Regions from separate parts of the Homo sapiens genome. Here region 1 is linked to region 2. A link is an interaction called in ENCODE POLR2A ChIA-PET data of the cell type or tissue named here. Cell type or tissue: A673. All regions are shown on one strand. Links, peaks and the distances in the headings refer to the core of each region. The heading gives the core; the rest is flanking DNA.

The links. Peaks named below come from ENCODE experiments on the same cell type or tissue, not always from the same donor. Only the 100,000 strongest peaks of a DNase experiment are listed, where the experiment ranks them.
Region 1: POLR2A ChIA-PET joins it to region 2 with 5 read pairs; 1 of 35 experiments calls an interaction of 5 or more read pairs at or near these places.

The regions. Positions count from the first base shown.
Region 1 is chr12:62,700,900-62,705,299 of GRCh38, forward strand. The region is part of intron 6 of PPM1H (protein phosphatase, Mg2+/Mn2+ dependent 1H); the gene reads right to left. Among named protein-coding and RNA genes, the nearest start is that of MIRLET7I, 99 kb to the left of the region's middle. RefSeq lists enhancers at 1,106-1,709, 2,918-3,519. In A673, for the core only: no CTCF peak of the experiment used is centred there; DNase peaks (open chromatin) are centred at 1,872, 2,262 and 2,562; H3K27ac peaks cover 1,643 bases.
Region 2 is chr12:62,278,594-62,282,958 of GRCh38, forward strand. The region is part of intron 1 of USP15 (ubiquitin specific peptidase 15); the gene reads left to right. Among named protein-coding and RNA genes, the nearest start is that of USP15, 20 kb to the left of the region's middle. In A673, for the core only: no CTCF peak of the experiment used is centred there; no DNase peak of the experiment used is centred there; H3K27ac peaks cover 351 bases.

The DNA of each region.
Region 1 (4,400 bases), core at 253-4,252, 420 kb after region 2:
TCCTAGTCCCCTTTCCTGCTTTATTTTTTTTCCATAGCATCCACCACCACCTAACAGTTAAAGAATTTTACTTCCTTACTATGGTTATTTTTTCTACTGCTTCTTCATGCCCTTTAAGTTCTATGGGGATAGATTTTTGTTTTGCTACCTATGGCATCTCCTATACCTACAAGAGTGCTCAACATATAATGGGTACCCAATAAATATTTGGTTAAGCAAGCAAATTAATACTACCTTCCCTATGCAGAGGCTTTATTCGTATTTTCTTGTTCCATAATATATTTGCAAAACAAAAGCAAAGAGTCTCCTTGTTCGGCTGCTTTCTATGTCTGACTATGCTGTTCCGGCTGATGCTCACTCACAAGCACCCCTTTCCCACCTTTGCCCTAGTGGGCTAGGTGCTGTCCTTACAGGCTCAGACATTCTCTATGAACATCTGAATTTGAGATGCCCATGCAGCCACACCGAAGCCCTTTTACCCTAATGAGCAGCAGTTATAGGACTTCTCCACCATAAACATACTTTGTCTTTGTGGCAATTTTATACATCCCTTCAGTAAAGCTTTGCTCACACTGTCCTCATAGCTGGGAGGCCTGCTAGCAAATCTCCCACATTTCTCTTTTAATCCACAAGCATCACTCTCCACCTTAAAGTTCTCCACTGAATTCCCGTCATCTTAAAATACAATCCAATGATGAGGCCCTCCATGATCTGGCCTTTGCACTCTGACATCGTCGATCACTCTGCTACGCCTTGTAACAATGGCTTTCTTGTTTGTTTGTTTTTTTTTTTTGACACACCAGGGGGCCTGGTCATTCCTTCTGTCTGGGCCATTCTTCCCTTTGATCCTGCCATGCTGGCTCCTGGACATCACTTGGAAAGGCCTCCCCTGACCACTCATCTACAAGTCTGGCGTTCTCTGCTCCTGCTCATCCTGCTTCAGTGCTTCAAGCACAATCTGAAATGCTCTTATTAATTTGTTTACCTTCTGTCCCAACATCCTGCACATTAACTCCATAAAGGCACAGACTTTCTTCCTATTTACCTGTCTATCTTTGTATCTACAATTGTGCAAGCACATGGTAGACATAAAGTAGACACAAGCTAAATGGATGAATGAATGAACAAAGGCTGGTATCTCTCCCTTAGCATGTCAGTTTCCCTCTAAAGATATCCCCCATTCACTCTGCCTTAATAGCTAGCTTTTCTATGGCTAATATTCATGGCTGGGTTCCCATTGGTGATACCTCTGACATATGTTTACCTACTTATATTAAAATTTCAAGTTCCCCTTTATTATTAGTATATATACAAATAGTTATAAAATCATAAAAAATAACATTTATGATTCTCTCGTCTATTCCTTTCTCAGTTCCTTAGTACCACGTCAGAATGGCAGTTTTTTTGCCACAGCTATTCACCAGTGTATATGGTGTTACCAAGACAATTTTCTAACTTGGTTTAAAGGCAAGTTCCTCCTTTAAAGTTCTTCCTAGTCTTTGCTGGATTCCTCCATTTCCAGGAAGAGCCCCTACTCTGATTGCTTAACCCATGGGCCAGGAACCTAGAGTTCACACTTTGGCATCATCAACATAAATCACTTCCCACGATCTCCCTTCTCTTCTAAGTCATGACCTTGAGCTACAGAGAGAGAGAGAGAGAGAGAGAGAGAGAGAGAGAGAAATACCACTTGTTTCCCTAAGTCTTAATTCCCTTAGCAAGACTTCAAAGTCATTTAAGAGGAACGAGAGGAACGTGATCCCCTCCGGGGGGTATAACAGGGGACCCTATTATGCTCCCTTCGGGGACAGCATAATCTCAACAATTCACTTGTGCAGCTCCAATGACACACACCAGTGAGTCACATTCTTCCACTAATCTCTAGACATTGCCTTGGCTGCCTCTTCTCCCCTGGGGATCTTCCTTCCTGGAGTCTCTCTTCCCTCCTGGCAGAGCCCACTGTGGTATTAAAGCACACCAGGCTTGGGGTCAGAGGTTCTGAAGTCACATCTCAATCGTCATGTGAACTGGCTGTATGAACCTGGGAAAATCCCTCAGACCTCACTGAATCTGCCTCTTCAACTGGACACTTCATAGGATGGTTGCAAGGATTAAGGGCAAACATGTCTGGGAACATCCTTTGTGAAGGATAAGGTGCTATTTGGCCATCAGTTGTGGCTATTAAGGTCTTCGGAGCCTCATTCTTTCTTCCATGCAGATGTAGAGCTAACAGGCAACCGTAAGCAGGAAGACACAGCACATCCCCGTAGGAAAAACCACTTCCTGCTGAGCAATCAAGCCACCTAATTCATACTTTTTCTACTGTAAGCATGAAGGAGCATACCCGTGCAACTTTATCCAGAACAGTCCATTGTTCTCCTCTAAAATGAGGACTCAGATACTCAGAAGGATGCCTCAGAGATAATAATCTAAAGAAGGTATAGCTGGGTTAGATTGAAATAGTCATAAAAGGAGCCCTTTTTTTTTTTTTTTTTCCTTAGCTGGGAGCTCAGTGCCCCTCCAGGAGGGAGGAGAAAGCCACAGGCAGCCTTGTTTTCTTCTCATTAGAAACCAAGTCCTAGCCCGGCAGAGGCACATTCCACAGGGGCTGGTTGGGTTTGGGAGGAGGCCGGAGCACAGAAACATCTTCGGTCCCCCTTCTTGCCTTTCTATAACAAAATCTCAGCAGTAGCTTAAATCTCAGGAGGCCTGGGATGAAACACCACCCAGGCCTGGCTGGACAGGAACAGACATAAGCCTGGAGCCCAAATGCTACTTGTGGCTTTTAAGAGCTTGGCATGACCCCAGTTAAGCAATTCTGGAATCCACAGAGGCTCTCCCTTGACTCCCCTCTCCCCACACCCACTCTCCTGAGACCTTCCTGCAAAAAGCAATGCAGGATTGGCAACCACCTCGTGCTTCCTTTTTTTCTGCCAGCCATCTGTATTTCCAAAGGAATCAGGCCCCAAGTCTAACCACAGTGCTCAGTAAATGGAGGCTGCTTTCTGAACCTTCAAGCGGCCTTACAGCAGGCAGCCAGCTCTTCCCCCCTCACTACATGAAAGAGAGAGAAAGCGTGTGTGTGTGTGTGTGTGTGTGTGTGTGTGTGTGTGTGTCCTTTAAGGCAACACAAGAAGAGTCTGATGTTTGGTTAGATCTTACTATTATATTTTAAATGTCATCTTTTAGAGTCTTTTTTTCCCGGTTTCTAAGATTCACTTTGCCTTTGGATGGAAACTGTCTGCTGGAAAGACAGAGCTGCACTGTGAAGGAGAGTGAATCTGAGGCATGCTTAACAACAGCAGGCTCAAGTCAGGGTTGTGGAGCAAGGATCAGTCCCCAGGGTGAGTCTGAAGAGGCTGCGAAACACCCTCTATCCAGCTGGGAGTTTTGGGGCTTAGAATGTTTGGAGATGGACCCAACATCTCGCCCCAGGCTCATCATTGTATAGCAGGCTTTAAGTATGTATAAATCTAGTTTTGGGGGTCATATTTTGGCTCATTGGGTTCCTGAATTTATGTGTTGGAAGATATTTTCAGTAGGTATCTGAATGATATGATCCCTGGGAAAGTTACCCTGTGGGATGGAAGCTCTCCAAACAAATGCTACCTTGTTTTCTTTCTTTGGTCCTTGGAGTGTTCTTTAAATTAGTTGAAGCCTATAGGCCTTAAGCTGTGAACAACCTGATAGACTTCTGCTAATATAGTGCAAGTTAGATTCAGGCACAAATAGTACCTTTGAATTGTGAGTGTGATTAATATTTGGTGATAAACAGAAGAGGGCTGGTAGCAGCCTAGCTTGTGCATACCTGGCTACCACCTGCTCATCTCCTTAGCCACAAGAAAGGCTGCTGGCTTTTTTTCCTCCATGAAAACTCTCCATAATGGGGCCCAAGCTCTGGTCCCCGACAATGCAGCTGCCCTGGAGGAAATCACCTGATTGGTAGGTTTAACCAACAGTCCCTAGGAAAATGCCTACCTCCCCACTTCTCCCTATCAGCACGCCTGAGCCAGACCCTGCCTGGAGTTCTGAGAGTAGTAAACATTTCTCTCTTTTGGCCTAAAGATTCTTCTTCTCACCAGGCCTATGGAAAATAGCAAGAGGCAACAGAGATTGCTCTCATTTTGCTGGTCAATGTTCTTTGGGAGACTCTACTGGGTTACAGCAGAGGTTTCACCGGTGGTAAGAAATATATCAATCCTGTTAACCCAACATATGCACAAACACACGGCAAAAAACAATATTTACCCTAACTATGTGATATACACCGATATTTTCTTTCTATCCTGTGCTATTCAATTTGTTTAAAATGCTGCTCTCCATATACTAAACTGATTTCACAATCCTGTGAATGGGTCCCTACCCACAGCTCAAAGTTTGGTAGAAGAACAGAACCTGCT
Region 2 (4,365 bases), core at 1-4,000:
ATCATATATGTAGTTTGTCATTGGCAAGAAAGTCATTATGCAGTGCATGACTGTATACAGATGGTCCTCAACTTAATGATGGAGTTACAGCCTGCTAAACTCATTAGAAATTGAAAATATTGTAAGTAAAAAATCCATTTAATATGCCTAACGTACCATACAATATAGGTTAGACTAGCCTACCTTAAACATGCTTAGAACACTTAAATTAATCTACAGTTGGGCAAAACCAGCTAACAGAAAATCTGTTTTATAATAAAGCATTGACTACTGTACTGAAAATGAAAAACAGAATCATCGTATGGATATTAGAAATATGGTTTCTGCTGAATGCTTATCAGTTTCACACCATTATAAAGTCCAAAAATCTTAAGTCACACCGTAAGTTGAACTGTCTATATCAACTTTTTTCATTGTAGTAAGAATACTTAACATGAGCGCTGCCCTCTTAATTTTTTTCTGTACAATATAATATTGTTAACTATAGGCACAATATTGTACAATAGACTTACTCATTTTGCATAACTGAAACTTTATACCCACTGAATATCATCACCTCCTTATTTCTTCCTTTCCCCAGCCCCTGGCAGTCACCATTTTACTCTGTTTCTATGACTATGATGTTTTAGATACCTCATAAGTGGAATCATGCAGGATTTGTCTTTCTGTGACTCATTTACTTCATTTAGCATAGTGACCTTCAGGTTCATCCATGTTGCTGCATATGGCAGGATTTTCTTTTTTCAGGCTAAATAGTACTCCATTTTTCTTTATTCTTTCATCCATCAAAAGACATTAAGGTTGTTTCCGCATCTTGGCTATTGTGAATAATGCTGCAGTAAACATGATAGTACATATATCTTCAGGACTCTGATTTTAATCCTTTTGGATATGTACCCAAAAGTAGGATTGCTGGATCATATGGTCATTCTATTTTTAATTTTTTGAGGAACCTTCATACCATTTTCCATAGCCAGTGCACCATATTATATAGTCTACAAGAGTTCCAATTTCTCCACATCCTCACCAACAGTTACCTTTTGTTTTTTTCAATAATAGCCATCCTAACACGTGTGAGGTGATATCTCATTGTGGTTTTGATTTGCCTAATTAAGTGTTGTAACACCTTGAAATTTTCAAAAACAAGCATTAGAAAAGAACCGACTGCATGTATAATAAGATAGAGCTGTAATTGATTTTTTCCTTTATGCATGATCTGTTGTGCCAGTACCTTTTATAGAATAGTCCATCTTTGCCTATTAGTTTGTAATGATGCTTTTGACATATGTCTTCATATATATGTGAGTCTGGCTCTTATTTCTTTCCACTGTTTTCATTGGTCTTTTTACTTCTCTCTATGCCAATATCACATTTTCTTAATCACAGCTTTGACACTTTGTAACCTTGGGCAAGTTAATTTCTGTGTGTATATATACTCCATCTGAAATTAAGATAATAGTACCTACTTCATTGGGTAAATGAAAATATATGAATGTGCTTAGAAGTATGCACATGGCTCAAGAGTAAAACTCAAATATTAGTGATTTTGTTATTAAACTTAATAAAGGTAATAATTAACCTTAATATGTTAATAATTAATAATAAATTAAGCTTAATAAAGAGGCTTAGTAATGAGGAAACTGAGATTTCCACTTTGTTTTTCTTCCAGACTTTCTGGGGAAGTGGGGAGAGGGTTATGGAGGGATTCCCTGAAGCAGTGACATTTAGGCAGATATGTGAAAGATTATAGTTGTTAACTATGTGTCTTAGCCCCTTCAGGCTGCTATAACAAAGTACCTGTAAGTGGCTTAAAAACAGCAAATTTATTTGTCACTGTTCTGGAGGCTGGTAAGTCCAAGATGACTAGGTACTGGCAGGTTCTGTGTCTGGTGAGGAGGACACAGCATACTTTCTGGTTCATAGATGGAACCTTCTAGCTATAGTGGAAGGGATGAGGTGTCTCTCTGGGAGCCTCTTTTATAAAGGCATAAATTCCATTCGTGAGGACTCTGCCCTTATGATCTAATCACCTCCTAATTCCCTATCCTTGGGGGTTAGGATTTTAACATTAATTCTGGGGGAGGAGACACACGCATTCAGACCATAGCTCTACATGTTGAAAAGAATAAGGGAATTTTCTAGGTAGAAGGGGTTATGAGGCAGAAAATGGTGTGTCAAGGAAATGAAAGAAGGCTCTTGCAGCTGGATCTGGGCACAAAGAAAAATGGTACCAGCTGAGTCTAAAGAGGTAGCTAGGGATTAGATCATGCAAGACCTTTTAGACAATGTTAAGCATTTTAGACTTCATCCTACATAGTTATAACTATTTGTATTGGTTGATATCCTAATGACTTTAAGTCCATAAAAGAAACTCAAAGTGAAAATTGGGCTTATCTGGACCCTAATAGTATATAAGGATTAAGAATACCATTGAGAATATATGAATTCAGGTCTTTGTTCATTGTTTGTAGTCTTTGTAATCTGTTGATTCCGTTCTAGTATTTTATCAGTTCAGATTGAACATTGGGAATTTTGGCAGATTTCATAGATGTAGAAGTATAGTTTTTACAGTGCAACAGATCTATATAAATGTATTGAAATAAAATCTTTTCATTTATTTGTCTGTGTCATCTAATCTTACCTTTCTTAGTCTTCTTTCTTGTCTACGTCTTCTAATCTCATCTTTCTAATATATACCTAACAACACTATACATTGTTTCTGGAGTAGATTCTCCTATTTTTCTTTTTCTGTTTGCTTTTTGAGACAGAATCTTGCTCTATTGCCCAGGCTGGAGTGCAGTGGCATGCTCTCAGCTCAGTGCAACCTCCACCTCCTGGGTTCAAGCAATTCTTGTGCCTCAGCCTCCTGAGTAGCTGGGGTTACAAAAGTATGCGCCACCACACTTGACTAATTTTTGTATTTTTAGTGGAGACGGGGTTTCAACATGTGGGCCAGGCTGGTCTTGAACTCCTGGCCTCAAGTGATCCAGCCATCTTGGCCTCCCACAGTGCTGGGATTACAGGCGTGAGCCACAGCACCTGGCCAGATTCTCCTATTTTTCTACTTTCCTGATGTTTCATTACCATAAAATTGTGTAGATAGCCCTAAGAGAAATATGGTGCCCTTTTTCAATTGAAGATAGTATTGAAAGCAATTAAATATCATCAAATGGGAAAGTCTCCTATCATAATAGTATCATTGTACAGAAAGAAGTCACTACAAGATCTAGGAAAGATAGTTGATACAGAAATATATGACAATAGACAGTTGACATAGAAATGTATGACATTATAGAAGGTTTACCAAGTATATACTTTTAGTACCGCAGTCCCTTTTTATCTGCAGAGTATAAGTTCCAAGACCCTCAGTGGATGCCTGAACCTGCAAATAGTAGCAAACCTTATATACACTGCTTTTTCCTATGCTTACATATAATAAAGTTTAATTTATAGGCCAGGCACACTGGCTCATGTCTGTAATCCCAGCACTTTCGGAGGCCAAAGTGGGAGGGCACCTTGAGCCCAGGAGCTTGAAACCATCCTGGGCAACGTAGTGATATCTCATCTCTACAAAAAATAAACAAAATTAGCTGAGTTTGTGGCACATGCCTGTAGTCCCAGCTACTCAGGAGACTGAGGTGGGAAGATCACTTGAGCCAGGGAGGTTGAGACTACAGTGAGCTGTGATCATGCCCCACTGCACTCCAGCCTGGGTGACAGAGCAAGACCCTGTCTCCAAAAAAAAATAAATAAATAAGTTTAACTTATAAATTAGCCACAGGAAGATTAACAGCAACAATTAATAATAAAATAGGACAGTTATGACAATATTCTGTAAAAGTTATGTGGATGTGGTTTCTCAAAATACCTTACTGTACTGTACTTACCCTTTTTGTAATAGTGTGAGATGATAAAATGCATAGGTGATGAGATGACATGAGGTAAATGACATAGGCATTGTGATGTAAATGGAAGATTTCAGAAATAATTTATAGGTTTTAAATTACATGTGTGCTGCATAGCATGATGAAATACTGTGCCATTCCACCCAAACTGCCTTCAAGCCCTCTTGGTTATCAGGTTGACTGTTGCAGTATCACAATCCTTATGTTCAAGTATCCCTTATTTTATTTAATAATGACCCAAAATGCAAGAGTAGTGAGAGTACCACAGTTGACAGTTAACCCGCAGAAAGTGAAACTGCAGATAAAAGGAGGCTACTGTATAACTGTAAAGGATTTATTAAGTACTTTGGGAGATAAAACTCTATATCTTAAAAATGTCTAAGTAACTATAAATAGAATTTCTATACTTTTCCACAAATTGTTTTTAATGTGTTTTATAAATGATATTTGTAACTGTAGT